Linked DNA regions of Homo sapiens: all the other regions are linked to region 1. The links are chromatin loops, found by intact Hi-C in ENCODE. Cell type or tissue: endothelial cell of umbilical vein. All regions are shown on one strand.

Region 1 (8,000 bases):
GTCAGGATTGGCCCCAAATCACGTGGTCAGGTAGAGGCTGAGGCACAACTGGTACCCTCATTCTTCCAGCTGTGTCTACCAGCCACAGGGATTTGGGTAACGCAGAAAAAGGAGATGGCCTGGAGGTGAAAGGACAGATACTCTTTTCTTGTTCGTGGGCCTGTTGACATGTTCATGGCTATCTCTAACCTATCCCCAGATGGGCTAAGTGACCCACGGTGAGTCACCTGCCATCTCTGAGCCTCAGTTTCCCCATCTGTAAAATGAGGGACTTGGACACATTCTGTTCAAAGAAATAATTAATGAGCACTTGCTATGTGCTGGGCTCTGTGAACATAAAGATGAATGAAGCACAGCCTAACCCCTAGCCCAGTGAGGGCAGGGAGACTTATACCCGATGAATTTAGTGTGGAGAACATGCCGCAAGAGGGGTCTCCAGGTGTGGCAGGGCACAGAGGAAGGGTTCTTGCTCTGCTGTCTGGGGAGCCTTCCTGGAGGGGGCAACTCCTGGACAGAGGCTTGCATAATGAATAGGTGTCACTCAGGTGAAAAAGGGCTGGGGCTCACAGGGAGGGTCCCGCATGGTGCCGGCGCTCATGTGCATTATTTCTATGCTGCCTTCCATGATGAAGGCTGGGCCTGAGGTGGGATCTGGAGGGACAGACAATTCCCTGCCTTCATGGAGCTTGTGGCAGAGTCATCCTCAACAGGTTCATCCCTGTTCCTCCCTTCTGACTTTCCAAGTCCTCTCCCTTCTTGCCTCACTTGTCCAGAGAACTCTACTTAAAGTGGTCCTAAGTACAGACAGACGGTTGGATGCCTACATGACTGACAAGCACAGCATTGTCACCCAGTCAGGTTGCCCCTACCTGCTTTCTGGGGTTCTTAACTTCTTGCCATTGGTCATCCCTCTTTGGATTCAGGCACTGAGGGCCACTCTCAGTGTAAGCCTGGAACGGAGTTAACCTATGGATCCATGGGAACTCACAGACCTCTTAGAAAAAATTAAGTCAGTGATTCCAGCACCTGGCTGGGCATTAGACTCACCTGGGGATTTTGAAAATAGGGATTACCAGGCACCACCTCTAGAGGGTCTGTCTTTGTAATTCTTGGACTTGACTGAGATATCTGTATTCTTTTTGACCTTTCACAGGTGATTCTGTTTTGTGGCCAGCTTTGGGAACCCCTGGATTATTTTATCAGGTGATCACCAGGCTTTAAGATGATGGAAAACAGATAATACGGGAATAGAGGACAGGATGCCCAACCAAGAAATAAACAGTGGGACATGTGTGCCTCTCCATTCAAAGCACTTTATATGAATAAACAAATAAATGGATGCATGAATGAATATTCTGGGGGGAGTTTATTAGGTACCAGGGATTGCGCTACAGGTATCCCTGACTTTGACCTAATCTTCTCAATCCTGAGGCAGAGACAGCATTCCAATTTTTTTTTTTTTTGAGACAGAGTCTTGCTCTGTTGCCCAGGCTGAAGTGCAGTGGCATCATCTTGGCTCACTGCAACCTCCACCTCCCGGGCTCAAGCGATTCTCCTGCCTCAGCCTCCCGAGTAGCTGGGATTATAGGCGCTCACTGCCATGCCCAACTAAATTTTGTATTTTTAGTAGAGATGGGGTTTTGCCATGTTGGCCAGGCTGGTCTTGAACTTCTGACCTCAGGTGATTTGCCCACCTTGGCCTCCCAAAGTGCTGGGATTATAGACGTGAGCCACCGCACCCAGCTACATTCCAATTTTGAAGCTGAGGAAACTACAGCACAGAGAGGCGAAGTCACCCAGCTAGTTAAGGGGCAGCTCTTCGGCCTCACTCTCCTACCCAGGCCTCGCCCCACCTCTGGGAGGTGGATGGAGTGCAGGAGCGCAGAGGACACAGAAGCCGGCCTTGGGTTGCATTAGGGAATCATTGTTTACATGGACTGCTTCGAAGTCTTTTCTGTCTGGTTCAAAGCTCAGATTTACTTTTCTCCTCTCCCTTTGTGTTGTGACAAATAGTCATTCTTATAGACTTATTCTTATTTCAAGAAGCCATAAAGAAACAAAAAGGCTGTGGGCTAGCTTCATTGGAGGGTGAAGTGTGTCATTACATTTTTGGAAATGTCCTCCTCCTGGGTTATAAAATCATTGGCTCGGCAGTTGGAAAGTGGCAGAAGAGAAATTGCAGAGAGGATCTGCTGTCACAGGGTGAGCCATCCCGGAGCTGGGCCGGGCCACCAGCCACCACTCACCTGGTCTCCTGCCTGAGTTCACTTTAGCGGGGCCCTTCCAAACTTTGCAAGGAAAATTAAAAAAAATAAGAAATCTCAACTTCTCCCATCCAGGGGCCATGGTCTCCAGACCCTTTAACACAAGGACATCCAGCTTTGGGCTTCCCCAAGATTTACCTTGGGTCACATCCAGACGTCTGGAACCATTCTCTCCCTCCCTTTCTTCTTCACCATCTGTGGGCCTATGCCAACCCCTGAAGAGGCCAAGATGAATAAAGGCAAGCCCTACCCTTGGGGGTTCACAGCCTCCCTTCCCTCTCTTCTCTCTTGTTGGCATTTTATTTTCCATCTCATCTTTCTTCTTTCCTTTTCCCATTCCAGTTTCCATTTTTCTTGATTGGCTTTTTCTACAACTCTCTTTCCATGTCTGTCTACATTATTGTCTCAAGGTGACTCATCACAGATAAACCAGGAAGAAAAGATTCAAGAGGGAAAGCAGGAATTCAACAGAAGATGACAGAAACCTTGTCAAGATGGCCTCAGGTTGATAACAAGCATCTTGCTATTGGTTATGTGTCTGAGTTTTGTGGTTGCTTGGAAGAGAAGGCACTGAAAAAGAAAAGCTATTTGAAAGAGTTTGAAATCCCAAGGAGCAGCCAGGCGTGGTGGCTCACGCCTGTAATCTCAGCACTTTTGGAGGCCGAGGCAGGCGGATCACAAGGTCAGGAGATTGAGACCATCCTGGCTAACACAGTGAAACTCCACCTCTACTAAAAATACAAAAGATTAGCCGGGCGTGGTGGCGGGCACCTGTAGTCCCAGCTAGTCGGGAGGCTGAGGGAGGAGAATGGCGTGAACTCGGGAGGCAGAGCTTACAGTGAGCCGAGATCATGCCACCGCACTCCAGCCTGGTCGACAGAGCGAGGCTCTGCCTCAAAAAAAAGAAAAAAAAAAAAAGAGAAATCCCAAGGAGCCCTTGATTCCTCATGAAGGAGTCAGAGAAAGTTAGAAAGAGGTATTTTATCCAAGCCTGCAGAAAACAAGGGTTAGATAGTGATTAATTATAGTTAAAATTAGTGAGAAAAGGCATTTATGGCACCTTCATTTGTTTTTCTAATTGTATATAACCTTAAAACATGCACATTGCACCTTGTGGTTTTCAATAAGAAATTCTGTTTTTCACATTTTATAGCCTAACTGAATGGAAGCACATGCTACCCTGAGTGATATCTACAGGAAGCCTCAATGGTTGACTAGAGGAGCCATTGGAGGGCTATCTTGCACCCCCTAGTGTCAGTTATGATCATTGCACATAAAGTGCCAAGGAGCAATTAAAAACAGTACCAGCCTTGAAAATTCAAACCTATGAAGTTATAGAAAGCCACTCTCAAGATACAGGGAATTTCAACATTTCTTTATTCTCCACCTCATGTGGAAAGCTCCCATTTCCTCTCCTTCACTGGACTTAGGAAGGATGTTGGCATCGCAGAACAAATGGTGTTGGCTGCAGAAATGGAAAGGAGGTTGTGGGGAGCCCACAGGCTGCTGTAGGGGGAGGCTGGTGGGGGAGTGGGAAGAGACGGGTGGCAAAGATGCTGAGTTGGCAAACCCCTCTGGCTTTCCTGAACTGCCCACGTTAAATTTATTTTCTTTCTTGGAAGTTAGTAACAAGGAGACTTTCTTTTCAATATTTTCACTACCGAGATTGTGCGTCTTACCTCTAAAAGCATGCAATGGCTGAACTCCTGCCTTTCCGAGTTCAGCACTAAGGACGTTCTATGGCCCTGAGGACTGGCCTTAGAGGCCTTAGAGGGTGGAGCTGAGATTAGCTCCATCTCTGGTTGACCAGTTTGTGTGTGTGTCAGAAGTTTCCTGGACCCTCACTGACATCTCTTCAATTTCTGGGACTTTCTTGTGTGGTTTGGCATTAAAAAAAAAAAAAAAGGAGACAGAATGAAAAAGCAAGGAGAGAAGAGGAAAAAAAATCACCCAAGAGATGCAAGGAACCTTAGGAGCTGTCTGCAGGCCACATCCTAAATCCACAGTGCCCCAGACTTCGCTCTTGGTTCTGGGGCTGCTGTGCTCTCCTTGGTCATTCTCACTGCTGCTTTGTGCATTTGAGGGCCTGAAGATGCCCCAGCTCCTGCCAGTGAGGACGAATGTCTGGATTTCCACTCTCCCAGCCCTCTGCAGCTCATTTTCTTCTTGTCTGTGTGTGCCTGCCAAGGTCTGCTGGGTGGCTTGGCCTGGGGCCCTGGGCCAACGTTTCCCCACGAATACAGTTTTTCCTCTCTCCCTCTCTATCTCTCCCTCTATCTCTCGTGCACTGGGTGGTTCATCCTATCCTGGGCTTCGCTTCTGTAGTGACTTATCCTTTAACCAGAATGAGTCATGATGCCGGATTTTATTTGTTCCAAGAGAAAATAGCGGAGAGCGTTTATGTGCTGTGGTGTTGGGAGCCTGTTCTGGGGGCCCAGGCCAGGAAAAGAGCAAAGGATGTTGCTCAGAAAGGCTTCCACAGCAACAACCAAGGCTGCCCCAGGCCTGGCAGCCTGCACTGTCACTGATGAAAAAGGGCAGACTTGTGTAAGATGCATCTTTCTGCTCAAACAACAAGCCCCAGAGGCCCTTTCCTCAAAACCTGTCCCTGGACACCATACCCTTTCTCCAGGGCATAGGCCAGTGTAGGGAACTCACTCATTCAGCCTCTGCCCCATGGTAGACACTTAAACACCATCTCCTATTTCTTCCTCATAAGAACCCTTTGGGATTCACATCACCATACCCATTTTACAGATGAAGAAACTGTGATCCAGAAAGTGGATGTGATGTGCTTGAGTTTCCATTGCTTGGAAAGTAGCCAAGCTGGGAAGGGAGCTCAGTTCTGTGATTTCGAAGCCTAGATTCTCCCTGTAGTGAGGAGCTACTCGGACATGCCTTTGCTGCCTCTGCTGAGGCAGAAGGCCTGTGTGTGCCCCGAGACAGCACTCTATGCCTGTGGGAAAGGACTGCAATGGGAGCTGGGAAACCTCTGGGTTGGGAGAGGAGGAAGTGGCAGTGCCAGAGGGCAACACTCTTGGGCCTAGGCTCCACGGCTGGTTTTGTGGATTTACTCTTCAGGGATTGCCTTTGCAGTCAACCCAAATTCCACCATAGTTGGCCTCTGGTTTTAGACATGGAAGACCCTAGTGAAAATGCAAATTTGTTATCTGGGAAGGTCAGTACCTAAACCCACTGTAAAAGGATGGATGCCTTAGCCCAACTAGAATTTAGTTTGGGTAAATATCATCTACAAAGTCTTGAGACATGAGATCTGCGATGGTGGGTGAACTGACCCTTGGGTAGTTTTCGCCTAAGTGCTTGTTATTCCCGGTGGAAATGCTGCAGAAATGGAAGCAACTCTGGGCTGGGGGCTGGGAGACTAGGTTTCAGTCCCGGCCCTCAAACTGACTTGCTGTGTGACCTTGGTCTGGTCTCTTTCTACCTCTGGGCCTCAGTGCCCCCATCTGTAAAATCATGAGGCTGGGGCAAATGATTTCTCAGACCCCTCCCAGGCCTGGGGAGGAGCTGCAGCTGACGGAGCAGCCCTAAAGGCCAACCCCACCCACAGGCCTGAGTGGTCCACCTGCGCCTCCTGGGCCTGTCTCCAGCCATTCTGTCCCTCCCCAGCCCACCATCATCTCTGAGAATTGGGGTCTTCTGAAGATCATGGGAATGGTGGCCCTGTCTTCAGGTTATGGGGCTCTCCCCTCTGCCTGGAGTCTCCACAAGTAGAAGACACTGTATCTATAGAGAGGTCCCCAAGGAGAGATGGGTATTAACCTGATCAACCTATGCCAGGTAGGTCCATTCCAGCCCTGGTCCACTTCAGGGGCCATGGCTGCCCATCTGCTGTGTCATGCCAAGCTTTGGGGGTGGTAGTGGTAGTGGTGATGGTGGGTGTTGGCAGGATCTGCACTTGGCCATGGTGGATGATTTGCTTCTAAGCCAGGCAAGCTGCTGGGTCTCCCTCCCTACTGCCTCGCAGTCCATCCTCAGGACACCCAATTCCACAGCCCTTTCCATGTCTGGCCACACAGTGCAGAGTTAAGTTGCTGCAAAATAATCCCAGAGGATCCTTCAAAGAGGCGGGAAGGCTGCCCAGGACCCTTTGTGACTCTGGGGAGTCAGGCCACCATGTCTGTCCCTCCATGGCTGAGGGCGATGAGAGTGAGGCTTAAAATGCTCCCTTTTTCCCAAGAGAAGCTTCTATTTCCCATTAGGACACCCCAGGATTCAGGAAACCGAGGCTCCGGTCAGTTCTGCAGGGGGCAGCCCATCTCCCAACTTCCTTTCTCTCCTGCTCCACCAGGATCCCCTTTCTCCTTTTTCTCCTGGTCCAGGGACCCTCCCTCTGGCTGCTCTTGTACCCTTCTCTGTGCACACTCTCCTTGCCCAGCCTTGGGAGTCTGCAGGCCCACTGCTGCAGGTGGGTGCTGGGAGCCTGGATGGGGCTCTTTATCCTTCCCTCCTCTCGTGGGTACAAGACAGGCTGATGAGACTAAAGACACTGGCAGCTGCTGAGAGAAGCAGGGAGAGGTGGGACAGGGCAGCCTCCCTTCGCCTTGGCCGCCCCCTCACCCCCTATCTCACCCATGTCTATCAGAGACTCAGGCGAGGGAGTAAAGAGGGGAAGGAAGAACGAGAAGGGATGGGGGAGGAGGGGATGAGGGGGAAAGGGAGGAGAATGAGGAGAAAAGATGAGAAAGTAAGGTGAGAAATCTGGCAAAGTGAAGGAACAGGGATGGAAAAGTAGAAGAAGGTAGGGGAAAGGATAAGAGGGAGAGAGGGAAGGGGCCTCTGGGTGCATTACAAGAATGAAGTGTGAGCAGATCGCCTCAAAAATAGCACCTTCTGTCCTCCCCACTTCACCTCCAGCCCCATCTCCGCTGTCTCTGGGCTCTCCCTGGCCCCACAGATGGAGGCATCTACACGGTGATTCTGCCTCTGCCTGCTGTAACCAGCTTAAGACACTGGGAATGGCAACCGCTAAGTGTGTGGTTCTCAGAGTGTGCTTCCCAGACCAGCAGCACCAGCACCACCTGGGAAGTTCTAGAAAAGCACATTCCCAGGCCTCACTCAGACCTACTGAATCAGAAACTCTGGAGGTGGGTTCCAGCAATCCGATTTAGCAAGCGTTCCAGGGATGCACGCTAAGGTTTGAGAGTCATTGCTGGACAGTAGTTCATTCCAGACTCTTTACACATGACACACATGACAGTAAAGCCTTGCAGAGACTGGAGATTTTCTGTGTGTGTTAATGTATATTATAAACATTCCCTTACATCCGCTGGGCTCCAATCCTGGTAGAGGCTGCCCAGTGCTGTGAGCTGCCCAGCCCGGCCCCTTCAGCTGCTTCTAGGAGAGGCACTCCTGGCTGCTGCTTTCCCTCCTAGAGCTGGAAGTCCTTACGATGCTGCACCCACCTTCGTCTTCCTCACAATCCTCTCCTCTTCTGCCCCCGGACACAGCACCTCCTCTGACCCTTCTCTCTCCGCCTTCTCTTTCTCCTTCCTCCTCATACCTATGGACGTTCTGCAGTCTGTCGTTCATCCCAAGCCCCGCTTCCTTCTCCCTGCTGAATGGAGCTCTCCTGATGCACATGTGGGTCTCAGCCCTAATTTCCCTGCCAAACTGAAGGCCCCCTCCCCTGCACCTGGATGGCCCTTGGATCCTCCAAACCAATGAGTCCAAAGCTCAGCTCACCTGAACTTCCAAAGCCTGCACCCTGTTGCT
Region 2 (8,000 bases), 160 kb after region 1:
AGCAGTATGTAGGATTCAAGAACTCAGGTTATTTAAGAACATCGTTTGATTCTGGAAACTTGGTTTGTAAGAATTGTATGGATTTATGGAATGTTAGCCTCTAGGAATGCTGTGTGTTTCTAGATACAATGGTTGAAAGAACTTCAGGTGATTCTGGAACATTGACCTTTAAAAATGATATATGATTTGTAATTTTGGCTTTTAATAATGTTATGTCATTTATAACCTTGTGTGCTTCTGGAAACTTGATTTATAATAAACTTATATGGTTCTGAAAACTTAGTTTATTAAAACATTATGTGATTCTGAAAATTTGGCTTGAAATAGAAAATATGTTTGATTCCAGGATCATAGCTGTCAGAATAGCACTATAATCACACTGTATGGCGTCAGAAACTTGCTTTACAAGAATATTGTGTGAGTCTGGAAGCCTAGTCTACAAGAAGTTCAGTTTAATTTTGGAATCTTGATCTCCATGTACGTTGGCTGGTAGGAATCTTGCATGAGTTTGGAACTTGTTCTTTAGAAATCTCATATATTTCTGGATGCTTGATCACAAGAATTTCATGTGACTTGCAAAGGTTGGTTTATTAGGTTTTGTGATTTTGAATCTTGGCTTGTAGGAATCTTATGTGACTTTGGAATCTTGGCCTAAAAAACTGCTATTTAATTCTAGAACCTTAGCCAATGAGAATCTTAAGTGATTCAGAATCCCTGGTCTATAATAGCACAGCATTTCAGAACGTTGGCCTGTAAGAATATGATGCAACTCTGTAACACTGGCCTGTAATAACGTGATGTGGTTTCAGAATCTTAGCCTTTGCAAAGTGTGATTGTGATACTTTGGTATGTCAAAGACCACTGATAGTGTTTTAATATTTGTTTTTTCTTCCTTGGTCATAGACCACTGATTTTTAGCTGTGACATGGCCAGCTAAAAACTAAATTTCTGAATAAAAACTGAAATAAAAAGTCAATTTCTCATTCTGTCTTGCAGCTAAGTTTGTCCTTGTGACTAAGGTCTGGCCAATGACATGGAAACAGAAGTGGCAGAGACACTTTCTGGAAAATATTTGTAAATGGAGGGGCTATGCCCTTCATCAGCCCTTCCTCCTTCCTATTGGCTGGAATGTTGGCCTGCTTCCTGCAGCCACCTGGAGCCAGGAAGTGATGCTGGCAGGGAAACCACGAATGGTGGTGTATCGAGATTGAAGGAGCTCCTGCCACTGTGGAGCACCACCCCAAACCTACCTGATGTGAGGCAGAATTAAATTGCCTCACTGAAGCACTTTTATTTTGGATTTTGTGTCACTCACACACAAGCCTAATCTAGTGTTTTAATCCAAAGAACAATAGGTGATTCTGAAAAGTTGGTTTCTGTCATCCTGGCACCTTGGCCTGTAAATCTTAGGTGATTCAGACACCTTGGTATGCTGGATTACCTGTTGTCAATTTAGCATCACTGCCACCCTCTTGAAGAGGAGAAGCCAAGAACTACATTTCCCAGAGTTCCCTTCAGGGTGGTTCTGGATTAGAGTTGGCTGTGAGGACACTCACATGAGATCTGGAGGGTGAAAGAGGAGAGGCCATTATTCTCCAGAGACTACTAGGCAATAGCATGGGCACTCTGGCTGCTATGACTTAGGGCAGAGGTTAGCAAACTACAGCCCATGGCTGTAGTAGGTCAGACTAGCCCACTGCTTGTTTTTGTAAATAAAGTTTTGGGACCTTTTTGCTAATTTTTTTTAAGTTCTATGGTACATGTGCAGGGTGTGCAGGTTTGTTACGTAGGTAAATGTGTGCTATGGTGATTTGCTGCACCTGTCAACCCGTCACCTAGGTATTAAGCCCAGCATGCGTCAGCCATGTTTCCCAATGCTCTCCCTCCCCACCGCCTCCCCCACAGGCCCCAGTGTGTGTTGTTCCCCTCCCTGTGCCCACGTGTTCACATTGTTCAGCTCCCGCTTATAAGTAAGAACATGCAGTGTTTAAATAAATTTTCTTGGAACACGGCCTTGTTTACATATTGTCTATGGCTGCCTTTAAGCCACAACAGCAGACTTGAGTAGTTGCTACAGGGATCCTCTGTGGCAAAACCTAAAATATTTACTATCTGGTCTTGTACAGAAAAAGTTTGCCAACTCCTGCTATAGAATACATGGTTGGAGCTTAGTAAGTTCCATTTAATAAGTATGTGTTGAGCATCAGCTCTCTGGTGTGTGGCGGGGAGCCTTGTTCATAGAGTAGGTATCATCTAGGTGGAACAATTAAGTATATCCAAGTAGCAAAGTCACACATTTACTTACGTTACCTTTAACTATTCAGAGAAATATATAATTTTGTTTTTTTCTCTAGTAATTGATCGGATCTCCTTCAAATCACTATCCATTGGGTAACAGAAGCAAGAAACCCTACAATTTAATTGATCCCAATAATTTTTTCCCTTTCTCCTTTTTTTCTCTGCCTCCCCTGAGATTCCTGGTGTGTGTGGAGGAAGAGGGGAATAGCCACAGCTTTCCAGGAGGCCCACCTGCCCCTCAGTAACTTTTAATTGCATAAAATAATGTATATTTTCAAAGCTATGCTTGGCTTCATTCGGTAAAAATACACAGGATGTGGCAGTACAGGAGAGTTGGGGCTTTAGACTGACACAGTATGTGCCCTCTGGAACCTCTGGCCTCAGCTGCGGAGGGGCTGGTCCTGGGTGTACCCTGGGCTGGTGACTGTGAGGAGGTCCTGGGCGTTGCCCTGGCATCCACTACTGGAGTCTGCGGTGGCTTCAGCATATGAATTGCTCTCCTTTTTTCTCTGCATGGTCAGAGCTCACATTGTCCCAGCTGATTTGGCCCCATTTTGGTCCTTTCTCTTCATTATTTTGATTTAAGTCCAGTCTTCAAGTTCACTTTAAATGAAAAAGCTTTTACCTAGAGAGAAGAAACTCACAAGTTTATTAATATAACAAAAAAAACCCAGCTTTACTGTCATCTCCCAACCTCCCCAGACCTACTGGGAGAGAAGAGGATCCCTGGACCTATTAGGACTTCTCACATTCTAAAGAGGTGTCATTCCAGTAGCCTGTAGGTTCTCATGGATCTGGGTCTCACTTTATTTGATCAGGGAAGGAGATATGGCCAGGGAATCTTCATTTCTAAGAGGTCAGTTGGCTAAAGTCCTGAGGTGTTGATGGTTTGAAAAACCGTTAATCCTTTTACATTTTTATACCACAGAACAGTAATCACACTTTTACATCTCAGTTTTTGTGTCAAAATTCAAATGTTTGCATTATAATTGAAGTGTATTAAGCTATTTAATGCCCACAGGCTTCTAGAGGCATAGGAGACAGTCCAGTAACCAAAGATAAAGGCTAGCCACAAGACAGCAGAGCTGGGCTCTAGAGAAGCCACAAGCTGCAGGAGCCTGCTGAGAGAACAGTGAGGGAAAATCCCTTCCTTCTGCTATGTCTCTGTAGCGCCCTCTACTGACAACGCTTACCACTGTGCCAGCTGGCAAAAGAAAACTATTTAATGGGCCCATCTCCATTTTTGCAGAGCTGGTAGTGAAGGATAAATTTGGAACTGAGAGTCAGTAAATTGATAACTGGAACATATGAGATATGTCTATCAATAATTATCATGGCAGGTGCAGTGGCTCACACCTGTAATCCCAGCACTTTGGGAGGCCAAGGCAGGCAGATCACTTTAGCTCAGGAGCTCCAGACAAGCCCGGGCAACATGGCAAAACCCCATCTCCACTAAAAATAAAAAAAAATTAGCCGGTCGTGGCAGCGTGTGCCTGTAGTCCCAGCTACTCAGGGGGCTGAGGTGGGAAGATCGCTTGAGCCTGGGAGGCTGAGGCTGCAGTGAGCCAAGATTGAGTCTGCCAGGGTGACAGAGCAAGACCATGTCTCAAATAAATAATAGTAATAATAATATTTATCATAATAGAAAAACAGAACATTTTGAAATACTTATTAATGCATTTTTAAATAACAGCAATAAACATATTATGTATTCACATATTTTAATCAAAGTATTTGTATTGTCCCAAACAAACAAAAGTAATAGAATGAGTGACATTGTTTGGAAATCTCTTTGCTGTTTGGTTAATAGAAGATAGCTGGATTCTCCTTCCTGCTTTTGCAGTCAATCTATCGTGGTATGTTGTTTTGGTTAAAGTATATAAAGAAAATCTGGCTTTACGCAAGCGTGCAGTTGAAAAAGGGAGGAGTATTTTAACAGTTTTTGAAGATAATTGTAGATATTCTCCCTTAACCATGCACCAAAACTCAACTAGTAGGAATTTCTTAAAGATTAGTTGCAATGTGGAATTTGAAATCACATCAGTATGTTTTCATACTCTGTAACATTAAAATCCATTTGTCAACCTTGCACTTTAAATGGATTTTTGCCTGTGCATGATTTTGAAACATCATACTTTGATCACCTGGAAAATATTAGTTCACTGAATTATGTAGATCTTCCAAATATTGACACATTTAATCATACAATATTTAAAAAACAACATTACTTAACATCACGACCCATCACAATGTATTGGGAAGCTGTCAATCCCACAGTAGCAGATGCAAGTTTTCCAAAATTCTAATTTGCACTTGAAATTTTGAATTTTATAATTGGCAGCAATGATTGTCAATTATTTTCCTTGAAGTGGTGGGCTCCTTTCATTTATTTTCAAGATAATGTCTGCCAAATACACAAGTCTGATTAACTTTACCTTATCTGTTTTTCAAGCAAAACCAGTGTTCAATGAAAAATGTGCAGTTTAGCTCACAACTCAGTCTCACCAGTCCCTTTCATTTAAACAATCACCATGCTTTTGTATGCAGCAGAGCTGCTGTATACATTTTCCCATTTTGTCACACTGAGTTAGAATATTAAAATGGCAAGTACTTAAGGGTCAATATTTAATAACATGAATAATTTTAACTGCCTCATCAAGAACATTCTTAAGTAAAGTTGGCTTTTTTTTTAAACTGCAAGTGCATGGTGGTTAAAACACACACACAAACACACACACAGAGAGTCAGTGACTGTCAGTATAGTCTGCCCTAATTCACGCTAAAAGCACCAGCAGTTTTAGCCACCTTTGCTTCTGTACCATCAGTACACATTTTAATACAGTAAAAAAAGAGGATTATTATGAAAATAGTCGTGACTTTTCAGATCCTCTGCAAGGGCACAGTGACTCACACCTGTAATCCCAACACTTTGGGAGGCTGAGATGGGCAAATAGTTTGAGCTCAGCAGTTCGAGACCAGCCTGGGAAATATTGTAAAACCCCATCTCTACATAAAATATTAAAAAGTTAGCCAGGTGTTGTGGTAGTGTGTGCCTATAGTCACAGCTACTCGGGAGGATGAGGTGGGAGGGTGGCTTGAGCCTGAAAGGTGGAGGCTGCAGTGAGTCAAAATGGTGCCACTGCACTCCAGCCTGGGTGACAGAGCCAGACCCTGTCTCAAATAAAAAAAGGAAGAAAATCATTGATCTATTTAACATCTTATAACTAAGGACCATAATGTGATTTCAGGGTCATCATGTTCATTTGAGTAAGAGTCCTATTGGCACCAAGTAGTACTATTTTATTTTTAAGGACTAGCATCAGAAGGATATAGTACATAAATGAGTTCATACTCAGTGACATCAAAAATGCTATATGAACAAAGGCTTTAGAGTAGTTTGGATGGAGGAAAAGGTGATGGGGGAGTTGGATCATCATACAACACAAGGTGATAATAAGCTGAACTCGAAGGAATCTATATCACTGCAGTCAATACCATAATCACAGTGCCAGTGGTGAGTTAGTTTCAGCAAAACAACATCTAGAGCTAATCATCCCCAGCTACTAAAACAAGATCCTCCTGAGTGCTTTGTCCAGTGCCCTATGAATTATGAGTTTTTTCAGTCTGGCTGGAGAGCAGGTACTATTACTGGCCCCGCATGAGCTTCTGGTGCTGTTCCTTCTAACCCTTTCGGGTGATTCTTTCGCTGGCTCATGGGGCTTCCTCACACGCAGGTGCTGATCAAACTCTGCTAAATGCCTGAGGGAGACCCTTGGTGGCTCTTTGGAGTTCTCCGTCTGTGTGGCTCTCTTCTCTCCAGTCCTGTGCCCTGCGAACTCTGACAGCCTGGGCCTCCTTACATTCAGTTCCTTCCACCCTCTCAACCCAGGGAGTCTGTGGGACCCGCCTGTGTTCCTTCTCCCTGCACCGTGGCCTGGAAACTCTCTCAAGGCAGCAAGCTGGGACGGTCACAGGGACTGTCTCATTTGTTTGTTGCGTCTTAGGGATGACTTCATTGCCTGAGGTCTGGTGTCTTGAAAATCAGTGTTTCATATTTTTAGTTGTTTCAGGTGGGCTAGTAAATCCAGTCTCTTACTACTTCTTGGCTGGAAGCAAAAGACCCCAAAGGATCCAAATTTGATCCTATCATAAGCACTCATGTATTAGGCTGACCCATCCTTAATCAATTTCTGAACTCATCTCGTTTGCAGTACTTTGCCAAATGCAGCCAACAGCAAGCAAAACACACTACTCAATTTCTGTCTTCAAACTTCTTTCCCTACATTTCAAGTAATTACAGGTGAGAGTTTCACCAAATGTTTCTCCACTGCATGGATAGCTATCTCTCCAGCTTCCAACATCAGTTCCTTATTGCTGCCACTGAATCTCTAAGAGAATACTGCATCTTTTCATTGTTTTTTGCTTTAACAGCACTTCACTTCTAAGTACAAATTTCTGTGTTAGTCAGGATAGGCTAGGTTAAGCTGTGCTAACAACAACCACCCTTAAAATCAATAAGAGCTTATTTCTGGCTCCAATGTGGAGCAGAAGGGAGGGGCACCCTCATGGCCACCTGTGACTCCGTGGCAATACCTGCTTTCATCCCTGCAAGCAGGAAGGAGACATAGCCAACTCCACACTGGCTCTTAAAGCTTCTGCCCAAAAGGGTCATTTGTCACCTCTGCTCACATTTTTATAGGTCAGGGCAAGTCATATGGCTTCACTTAACTTCCAAAGAGAGCAGAGGTATGCAGTGCTACCATGTGCCTGGAAGGAGGGAGATGGGAACCTTCTGGAGCAGCCCTAGTGTCTGCCCATGTGGCATGTGTGCTTCCCTTTGTTATCTCTGCTCTAGCTCTGACAATCAGCAATCAATGTGTGACTTGCTGAGTGATAATCAGCTGCCGGATGTATTGAAAAGGAATGCCTTGCTCCAGGCTCCTCGGGATGCCTTGGTTTACTGCAGAACAAAGGAGACTCCTAACTACTGAGGCAATGTGAGTCCAAAAAGCATCAGGTTAGACTGACGGAGACAACTCAGGAAGGCTTCCAACAGGGATCGGGGGGTGGAGGGGCTTTGCATGGCCAGATATCTCCACAAATTGCAGTGACCCTGGCCTTCGAGACAGAAGGATGCATTTTCAAAGACTGGCTCTCACTGGCTATGTGACCTTGAACAAGTCATGTCCCCTCTGGAGCCCTCAGTTTGCTCCCCTGTCAGAGGGAGATAATGTGAGTGGAAATTTCCAGAACAGTGGTTGGCTTCCTCCCTCCCCCTGACTGGGAAATGCCTCTCTCTCCTGGACCAAAGCCTAGGGCTGATTCATAGTCACTATCAGCATCATTCTCAGCCTGGGCCAGGTCAACACATTGTTTATCTTGGTGTCTGAGCCCATTCCTGGCATTGCAGAGACAGAGGATAAGAGCATGGGGGCTGGTGGATCCCCAATCCCCATCTTTCTACCCTGTCCCCTCCTTCCTCCTCCCACCCCAGGGTCTTGTGAGAATAACTAAAAAATGCAACTCTAAGGCCAGCAAGGCCAATTTCCCAGGGGCAGAGTCCATGATTCCCATACAGACCCTCCTGCTTGCCTCCAAAGAAGGCTTCCTTTGTAATGACTCTTGAATTAATCAACTTCTATCGACTCCTATGCCTGCCTCTGATCTCAGGGTCTCCAGTCCTCCCCCAACACAGCTGCAGA
Region 3 (8,000 bases), 130 kb before region 1:
CCGGGTTCAAGCGATTCTCCTGTCTCAGCCTCCCGAGTAGCTGGGATTACAGGTGCGAACCATCAGGCCTGGCTAATTTTTGTATTTTTAGTAGAGACGGGGTTTCACCATGTTGGTCAGGCCGATCTCGAACTCCTGACCTCGTGATCCACCCACCTTGGCCTCCCAAAGTGCTGGGATTAGAGGCGTGAGTCACTGCGCCGGCCACTATTGGACATTTCAAAATAACTAGAAGAGAATAATTCAAACGTTCCTAGCATAAAGAAAAGATAAATATTTAAGGTGACAGCTATCCCAATGGCCCTGATTTGATTATACAAATGTACCAAATTATCACATGTACCCTGAAAATATGTACATCTATTATATATCAATGAAAAATAAAAAAATTAAATTCCTACTGAAGAAAAGAAAGCCCAAGTAGTCCAATAGCTATGGGATAAATTGAATCAGTGGCTTAAAAAAAAAAATCAAGCCAGCTGGTCACGGTGGCTCATGCCTATAATCCCAGCACTTTGGGAGGCTAAGGCAGGCGGATCAAGAGGTCAAGAGATCAAGACCATTCTGGTTAACCAACATGGTGAAACCCCGTCTCTACTAAAAATACAAAAATTAGCTGGGCTTAGTGGCGCATGCCTGTAGTCCCAGCTACTCGGAAGGCTGAGGCAAGAGAATCGCTTGAATCCGGGAGGCGAAGGTTGCAGAGAGCCAAGATCGCACCACTGCACTCCAGCCTGGGCGACAGAGCGAGACTCTGTCTCAAAAAAAAAAAAAAAAAAAAAATCAAGCCTAGATAGTTTTCACGCAATTCGTAGCAGATTTTCATGGAGCAAATGATACCAAACATCATAGCTTATCCTAGCCTAACTTAAACATGCCCAAAACACTCACGTTAGCCTACAGATAGGAAAAGATTAAAATTCAGGCTTTGAAGTACAGTTTCTATTGAATGTGAACTACTTTCAAATCACCATAAAGTAAAAAAATCATAAGTTGGGGACTGTATTTGTATTCTAATTTTATACTAACTCTTACAAAGAATATCAAAAGAAGCATACTTCTTAACTCTGTATGAGGTTAGTATAAACTTAATATAAAACTAATCAAGGACTGTATGAGAAAGGAAATAACAGACCAGAATCTCTGATGAACATGGATGTAAATACTATAAACAAAATATTAAGAAACTGAATCCAACATTATGTAATAAAGACAATTTATGATGGCTAAGCTGGATTTATCCAAAGAGTATAAGAATGTAAATCATTCTTATACTCTAACATCAAATCCATAACTTTAGTCCATCACATTAAATGGATTAAAGGAGAAAAGTTATATAATTATCTCAATAGATATAGTAAAGGCATTCAGTAAAAGTTAACATCCATTTATGACAAAAGCTCTTAGTAAAGCCGAAATAAAATGAAACTTCCTATTGTTAAAGGTTATTTTTAAAAAGCCTATAATCTTCATCATTCTTAATGGTAGATCACTGTAAACATTGTTCCATTAAGAGCAGACTAAGACAAGGTCAGGCGCAGTGGCTCACACCTGTAATCCCAGCACTTTGGGAGGCAGAGGCGGGTGGATGGATTGAGCTCAGGAGGTCGAGACCAGGCTGAGCAACATGGCAAAACCCCTTCTCTACAGAAAATACAAAAATTAGCTGGATATGGTGGTGCACACCTGTAATCCCAGCTACTTGGGAGGCTGAGGCAGAAGAATCGCTTGAGCCTGGGGGTTGGAGGTTGCAGTGAACCAAGATCGCCCCACTGCACTCCAGCCTGGGTGACACAGTGAGACACTGTCTCAAAACAAACAAACAAACAAACAGAATAAGGCAAAGATGTCTGCTATCACCCCTTCTAGTCAATAAGGTGAAGGGTAAGACAGAAAACAGTACTGTCATTATTTGTAGGTAATATAATTGCATATATAGAAAACCTCAAAAGAATGTTCAGACAAATTATTAGAATTAATAAGAGAGTCCAGCAAGGTTGTTAACTGCAAAAATGCAAAACTGGAAGAAGGTATTTGTGACATGTAGAACTGACAAAAAGATCTAGCATGTGCGTGTGTATGTGTGTGTGTGTATGTGTGAATCTTTTTTTTTTTTTTTTTTTTTTTTGAGACGGAGTCTTGGTCTGTCGCCCAGGCTAGAGTGCAGTGGCGTGATCTCGGCTCACCGCAACCTCCGCCTTCCGGGTTCAAGCGATTCTCCTGCCTCAGCCTCCCGAGTAGCTGGGATGTACAGGCAGGCACCACCACGCCCAGCTAATTTTGTATTTTTAGTAGAGATAGTGTTTCTCCATGTTGGTCTGGCTCGTTTTGAACTCCCAACCTCAGGTTATCCACCCATCTTGCCCTCCCAAAGTGCTGGGATTACAGGCGTGAGCCACCACACCCGGTCTTGTGTGAATCTTAAAATAAGAAAAAGACAAACCAGTAGGAAGATGAGCAAAATACATGAATAGGCACTTTACCAAAAAAGGAAGCATAAATTACCAACAAACATGAAAAGATGCTCAACCTCATTGACAATCAGGTAAATATAAATAAATGCCACAATAAGCATTTTATTCCAACTCTATTGGCAAAAATTAACAAATTTAGTAGCAAGTACTGGTGAAGATATGTATCAGTGGAACCTCTTTTATACCACCAATATTGTGTAAATTGGTACAATCTTGAAAAACACTTTGGCAATATTTTGTAAAATTGAACTGGATATATTGCAGGGAAGTTCTTGCACAAGCATAACAATATTCAGTGCAGTACTATTTACCAAAAATTGGGGTCTACCAAATGTCTACTGATAGGAAAATGGAAAAATAGTGATATATTCACAGAGTGCATGTACTATAGCTACACACATCAACCTGGTCAAATATAATGTATGAAAAAGGCAAACTGTGGAAAACTAAATAAAGTCAAACTTGCATAAAGCTCAAACAAGTAAACTAAACAATATCTTGTTTAGTTATATCTATGCCTATGATAAAACTACATATTTTTAAAAATCAAGAATATAGTCAATCTGAAACTCAAGCTAGTATTACCTCTGGTGAGGAGGTAGAGCAAGACAGGAAAGGGGAATACAGGTGGATGCATGAATAGGCAGTGTTCTAGTTCTTAAGTTGAATGGCGAGTTTCTAAGTCTTCATTTCATGTTGCATTTGTTCTTTTGATGTATCAAATACTATAGTTTTTAAGAGAGCTGTAGTTTCCCTCTTTCGCCACTACATGGCAGGCTAGCACCTTAGTGAAATAAATCCTGAATGGGAAAGGCTGGTGTAAATGGACATGTACCTAATAGCTTTCTAGCAGCATTCTAATTTCCCCATGCGGATACATATAAAATAGGGCTTGATGTGCTCAGAGTGTTTAAATGCACAACCACAGCATCTCAGGCGTACATCACTGTGGCATGGATCTTGCAGCCACGTGACCGGGTTTTTTGTTTTTATTTTTCCTTTCTTTCTGCCTGGTTATGTAACTATTTTTGCAAACTTAGAAGTGTTTCTGTTTGAATGCTGAGTTTTATTTCTCAGAATGTTCCAATATTTCCCAAGGCATTCATTCCTAAATTAATAACATGGAGCGGGAGGACAGTCCCTCATGGCAATTGACACATCTAACTTGCACTTTTATGTCTAACATTTTGGAGCTGTGTTTTTCACCACTAGCATTAGAACCACTGTTTAATAATGTCTGATGACACTATTGCAATATATAAAGTAATACTTAAAATTTAGTAACAATCAATGTTAAAATAGCAATGCAATAGTCATCAAAATCACTCACAGAAAGTCTGGTGCCAAATAGCTTGTTCACATGATGTGATTGATGTGACAGTGACACAAATGTCGGCAGATACTTCTTTTTTAGCCGCCGATATTATGCCACCAGTGGCGACACACAAACAGCATAAAGTCTAACTTCTATAAATCTCAAGTAAACTAAACAATATCTTCTTTGGTAATACCTATGCCTATGATAAAACTACATTTTTTTTTTTTTTTGAGACAGAGTCTCGCTCTGTCGCCCAGGCTGGAGTGCAGTGGCGCAAACTCCGCTTGCAGTGGCTCACTGCAAGCTCCGCCTCCCGGGTTCACGCCAATCTCCTGCCTCAGCCTCCCGAGCAGCTGGGACTACAGGCGCCCACCACCGCGCCCGGCTAATTTTTTTTGTATTTTTAGTAGAGATGGGGTTTCACCGTGTTAGCCAGGATGGTCTCGATCTCCTGACCTCGTGATCCGCCCGTCTCGGCCTCCCAAAGTGCTGGGATTACAGGCGTGAGCCACCGCGCCCGGCCAAAACTACATATTTTTTTAAAAATCAAGAAAATGGTCGACATGAAATTCAAGCCAGTATTATCTCTGGTGAGGAGAGAGAGCACGATACGAAAGGGGCATAGGGAGCATACAGGTGGATGCATGAGCAGGTAATGTTCTCGTTCTTAAGTTGGATGGTGGTGAGCCACCCACTTGCAGCTTCACTCTCTAGACTTGCCCTGTCTGCTACCATAGCACTAGACACACGTGGCAAGGGAGCACTTGAAATAAGATGTGCTGTAAGTATGAAATACACACTGGAGTTTGAAGACTTAGTATGAAAAAAGGTCAAATGTCTCTTAATAAATTTTAATGTTGATTACATGTTGAAATGATAATATTTTGAGCAGTGTGAAAAAGAGGTGAGAACGACCCCAGGACAGATCAAAGCCACGCTCCCAGCGCCTATGTCCCGCCGCCGTTGCCGCCACCACCGTGCCCAGGAGAAAGGCTGAAGGTGATGCTAAAGGAGATAAAACCAAGATGAAGGACAAACCACAGAGAAGATCCACGAGGTTTTCTGCTAAACCTGCTCCTCCAAAGCCAGAGCCCAAACCTAAAAAGGCCCCTGCAAAGAAGGGAGAGAAGGTACCAAAAGGGAAAAGGGAAAAGCTGAAGCTGGCAAGGAGGGGAATAACCCTGCAGAAAATGGAGATGCCCAAACAGACCAGACACAGAAAGCTGAAGGTGCTGCAGATGCCAAGTGAAGTGTGTGCATTTTTGATAACTGTGTACTTCTGGTGACTGTACAGTTTGAAATGCTATTTTTTATCAAGTTTTACAAAAATGCAGAATTTTGTTTTACCTTTTTTTTAAGCTATGTTGTTAGCACACAGAACACTTCACTGTGTTTTTTGGGAAAGGGGCATATGTCACTAACAGAATGTCTCCGAAGCTAGGTTGATGTGGGGAAAACCCTTTTCCCTTCTAGTTTTGGGAGACTTGCCCTTGGCTCCCAGGAAGGGGGATTCCCTGACTTTGACACACAAGGTCCCTTGGCACAAAAGCCTCGTGGGACGGAAAAACAAATTCCTTTCTATGTCCTCTTCTCCCTTTCCACCTTTCAGCATAGATTTAACTCCCTTAAACCCAGACACCTGTTGGACCTGACCCCCCCCAATAATTGGTTACTGGTGTGTCAGGCAATCTAGCCTTTCCAGTGATGCCACTGAGATGGAACCCCTCAAAAAAGCAGTGGTTCTGTTTCTAGATTGTGGATCTTCAGATAAATTCTGCCATTTTCATTTCACTTCCTGAAAGTCAGGGTCAGCTCATGAAACATTGTTAAACAACATGCTAAACATGAACTATCAACCTCACTCTAAACTTTCCCTGTTCAGAGCATCAGATGAGGACTTCATTTGGGTTTTATAGTGGCTTTCTGATTTTTGGTAGTCCTTTGAAGAAGGGAGTTTGAAAGTCACTGCATATGTTAACTATTGTTTGCCCATGCCCTGCCTGAAATGCCATGATTGTTTATGGAGAGTATCTTTAATAAAGCTGGATACAGTTTGGCTTGGGAAAATAAAAGAAACAATATTTTGTATATGTTTGGTTAAATGAAATACTTCAATTCATTTCACCTGTTTCTTTTTACTTTTTCTTTCTTGTTTGGAGTCAGGGTCTCCCTCTGTCACCAAGGCTGGAATGCAGTGTTGCAGTCACCACTCACTGAAACCTCAACTTATCAGTTTTAAAAGATCCTCCTGCCTCAGCCTCCCCAGTAGCTGGGACTACAGGTGCGGGCCACCATGCCTGGCTAATTAATTTTTGTACAGACAGGGTCCCACTATGTTGCCCTGTCTGTTGTCCAACTCCTCGCCCGAAGTGATCCTCCTTCTTCGACCTCCCAAAGTGCTAGAATTACAGGCATGAGTCACCGCCCCCAGCCTTTCCCCTCTTTTTATTTTATTATTATTATTTTTTTGAGACGGAGTCTTGCTCTGTCTCCCAAGCTGGAGTGCAGTGGCGCCATCTCGGCTCACTGCAACCTCTGCCTCCCAGGTTCAAGCGATTCTCTTGCCTCAGCCTCCCAAATAGCTAAGATTACAGCCACGCGCCACCATGCCCAGCTAATTTTTTTGTATTTTTAGTAGAGGCGGGGTTTCACTATGTTGGCCAGGCTGGTTGAGAACTCCTGACCTCAAGTGATCCGCCTGCCTCTGCCTCCCAAAGTGCTAGGATTACAGGTGTGAGCCACCATGCCCGGCCATTTTTCCCTTTTTTAAATGTGGTTACTAGAAAATGTAAAATTACATATGTGGCTCGCACTGTATTTCTGTTGGGCAGCACTGCTCTAGCCGTTATTACCAATACAATACTTGTGTTATAGCACTCCTGTATCACAGTATTTGTTATTACAATACTCTCTTTGGGATCCCCACACACGTGGCTGGCTTCAGGGGTGTGGGCAGTGCAGTCGCACAGGGCCCCACGTTCAGAAGGGCTTCGCCCTTGGTTTAATGCGCTGCTCTCATTGCCTTGAAACTTACTTTTTACCTTTGAATTTGAGTTTTCTCAGCGAAGTCTCACAGGACAATGGCGCCTGCGCCAGTGGCTTGAAGGCTCGGCTCAAGCCCGCCTCGCCTCCCTCCCTCCTAGGGATGGCTCCCAGTGTCTCTGGCCGGGGCCTGCCTCTCGCTCGCCGCTCCTTCCCGGCAACGGCTGCCATTTTCCGCCCAGGCAAGGTCCTGGGCGCGGCTCTGGGGAGGGTCAGGGTGCGCGTCCCACCGCGTCGTGGGGCAGGGTGTAGTGATGGTCACGCATCCCTTCCCTGGGCTTCTCCGGCACACCTGTATCTAGGGACTGAGCGCGACTGACGCAGAGGTCGCAATACCGCTGGGGGCTGCCTGGTGCCATGCGGTTGGGCCGCGGGCCCAAGGGAAAGAGAGACACCTGGCCTGACTTCTGCAGGCCTCTCCCCGCCAGCGAGCGCACGGCAGCGGTGCCCAGGGGCTGGAGGCAGCGGAACGCACGCGCCCGGCGTCGCTGAGGGCTTGCGCCAGCCCCAGAGTACCCGCGTGCCCGAGGGAGCGCGCCCGCCTCTGGCTCCGAGCTTGGGGGAGGGGCGGCGTGAGGGAGGGAGGATCTTGTTTTCCTGCTTGCAAGCTTCCTGAGTCTTTGTTGCGCTGTTTGTCTCTTCTGGCTAGTCAGAGCACCCTCTGGGGACAAGCCGTAACATACGAATTGTGTAACTCGGTGATTCCACATTGCACAATATGAACATAAATGGTAAAATTCGTGCTAATAATTTAAAATTGTATTTTTTCTTTATTTAGAAATTTTCATAAGTAGCATATAAAAAGCACAAAAAGTCCAGAGAGAGAAGGCTAGAAGCAAGGTAAAAGCTTTTACTTGCCTTTTGAATAAGGCATCCTCATTTTGCACCGGGTCCACAAATTATGTAGCCAGTCCTGCTTCCATAATCTAAATTTCAAGCATTCCAGGCTCTGACCACTACTTTTGGGTTGTCCAGCACCACAAGTCCAGCAATCTTTTGATTCCAATAGGACCTACAATTAATAGATCTTACCACCTTTTCTCTGGCCTTCATCTCATATATATATATGATATATATGAGATATATATATGATATATATGAGATATATATATGAGGAGATATATATGAGATATATATGAGATATATATGAGATATGATATATATAT

What was found. A loop is a pair of places that touch in the nucleus more often than their neighbours do. Peaks named below come from ENCODE experiments on the same cell type or tissue, not always from the same donor. Only the 100,000 strongest peaks of a DNase experiment are listed, where the experiment ranks them.
Region 2: it touches region 1 in a loop (3-fold over the local background); 3 of 110 quality-filtered maps call a loop at or near these places.
Region 3: it touches region 1 in a loop (7-fold over the local background); 57 of 110 quality-filtered maps call a loop at or near these places.

Annotation. Positions count from the first base shown.
Region 1 is chr15:68,380,111-68,388,110 of GRCh38, forward strand. The region is part of intron 2 of ITGA11 (integrin subunit alpha 11); the gene reads right to left. Among named protein-coding and RNA genes, the nearest start is that of ITGA11, 48 kb to the right of the region's middle. In endothelial cell of umbilical vein, a CTCF peak has its summit at 3,518 (motif pointing left); DNase peaks (open chromatin) are centred at 3,511 and 4,621; H3K27ac peaks cover 1,695 bases.
Region 2 is chr15:68,535,759-68,543,758 of GRCh38, forward strand. It overlaps a transcript of CORO2B not described here. Among named protein-coding and RNA genes, the nearest start is that of CORO2B, 39 kb to the right of the region's middle. In endothelial cell of umbilical vein, a CTCF peak has its summit at 3,466 (motif pointing left); a DNase peak (open chromatin) is centred at 7,613; H3K27ac peaks cover 1,132 bases.
Region 3 is chr15:68,249,864-68,257,863 of GRCh38, forward strand. It overlaps a transcript of CLN6 not described here and the pseudogene HMGN2P40. Among named protein-coding and RNA genes, the nearest start is that of FEM1B, 24 kb to the right of the region's middle. RefSeq lists an enhancer at 7,008-7,655. In endothelial cell of umbilical vein, a CTCF peak has its summit at 3,246; DNase peaks (open chromatin) are centred at 3,258 and 7,388; H3K4me3 peaks cover 735 bases; H3K27me3 peaks cover 557 bases.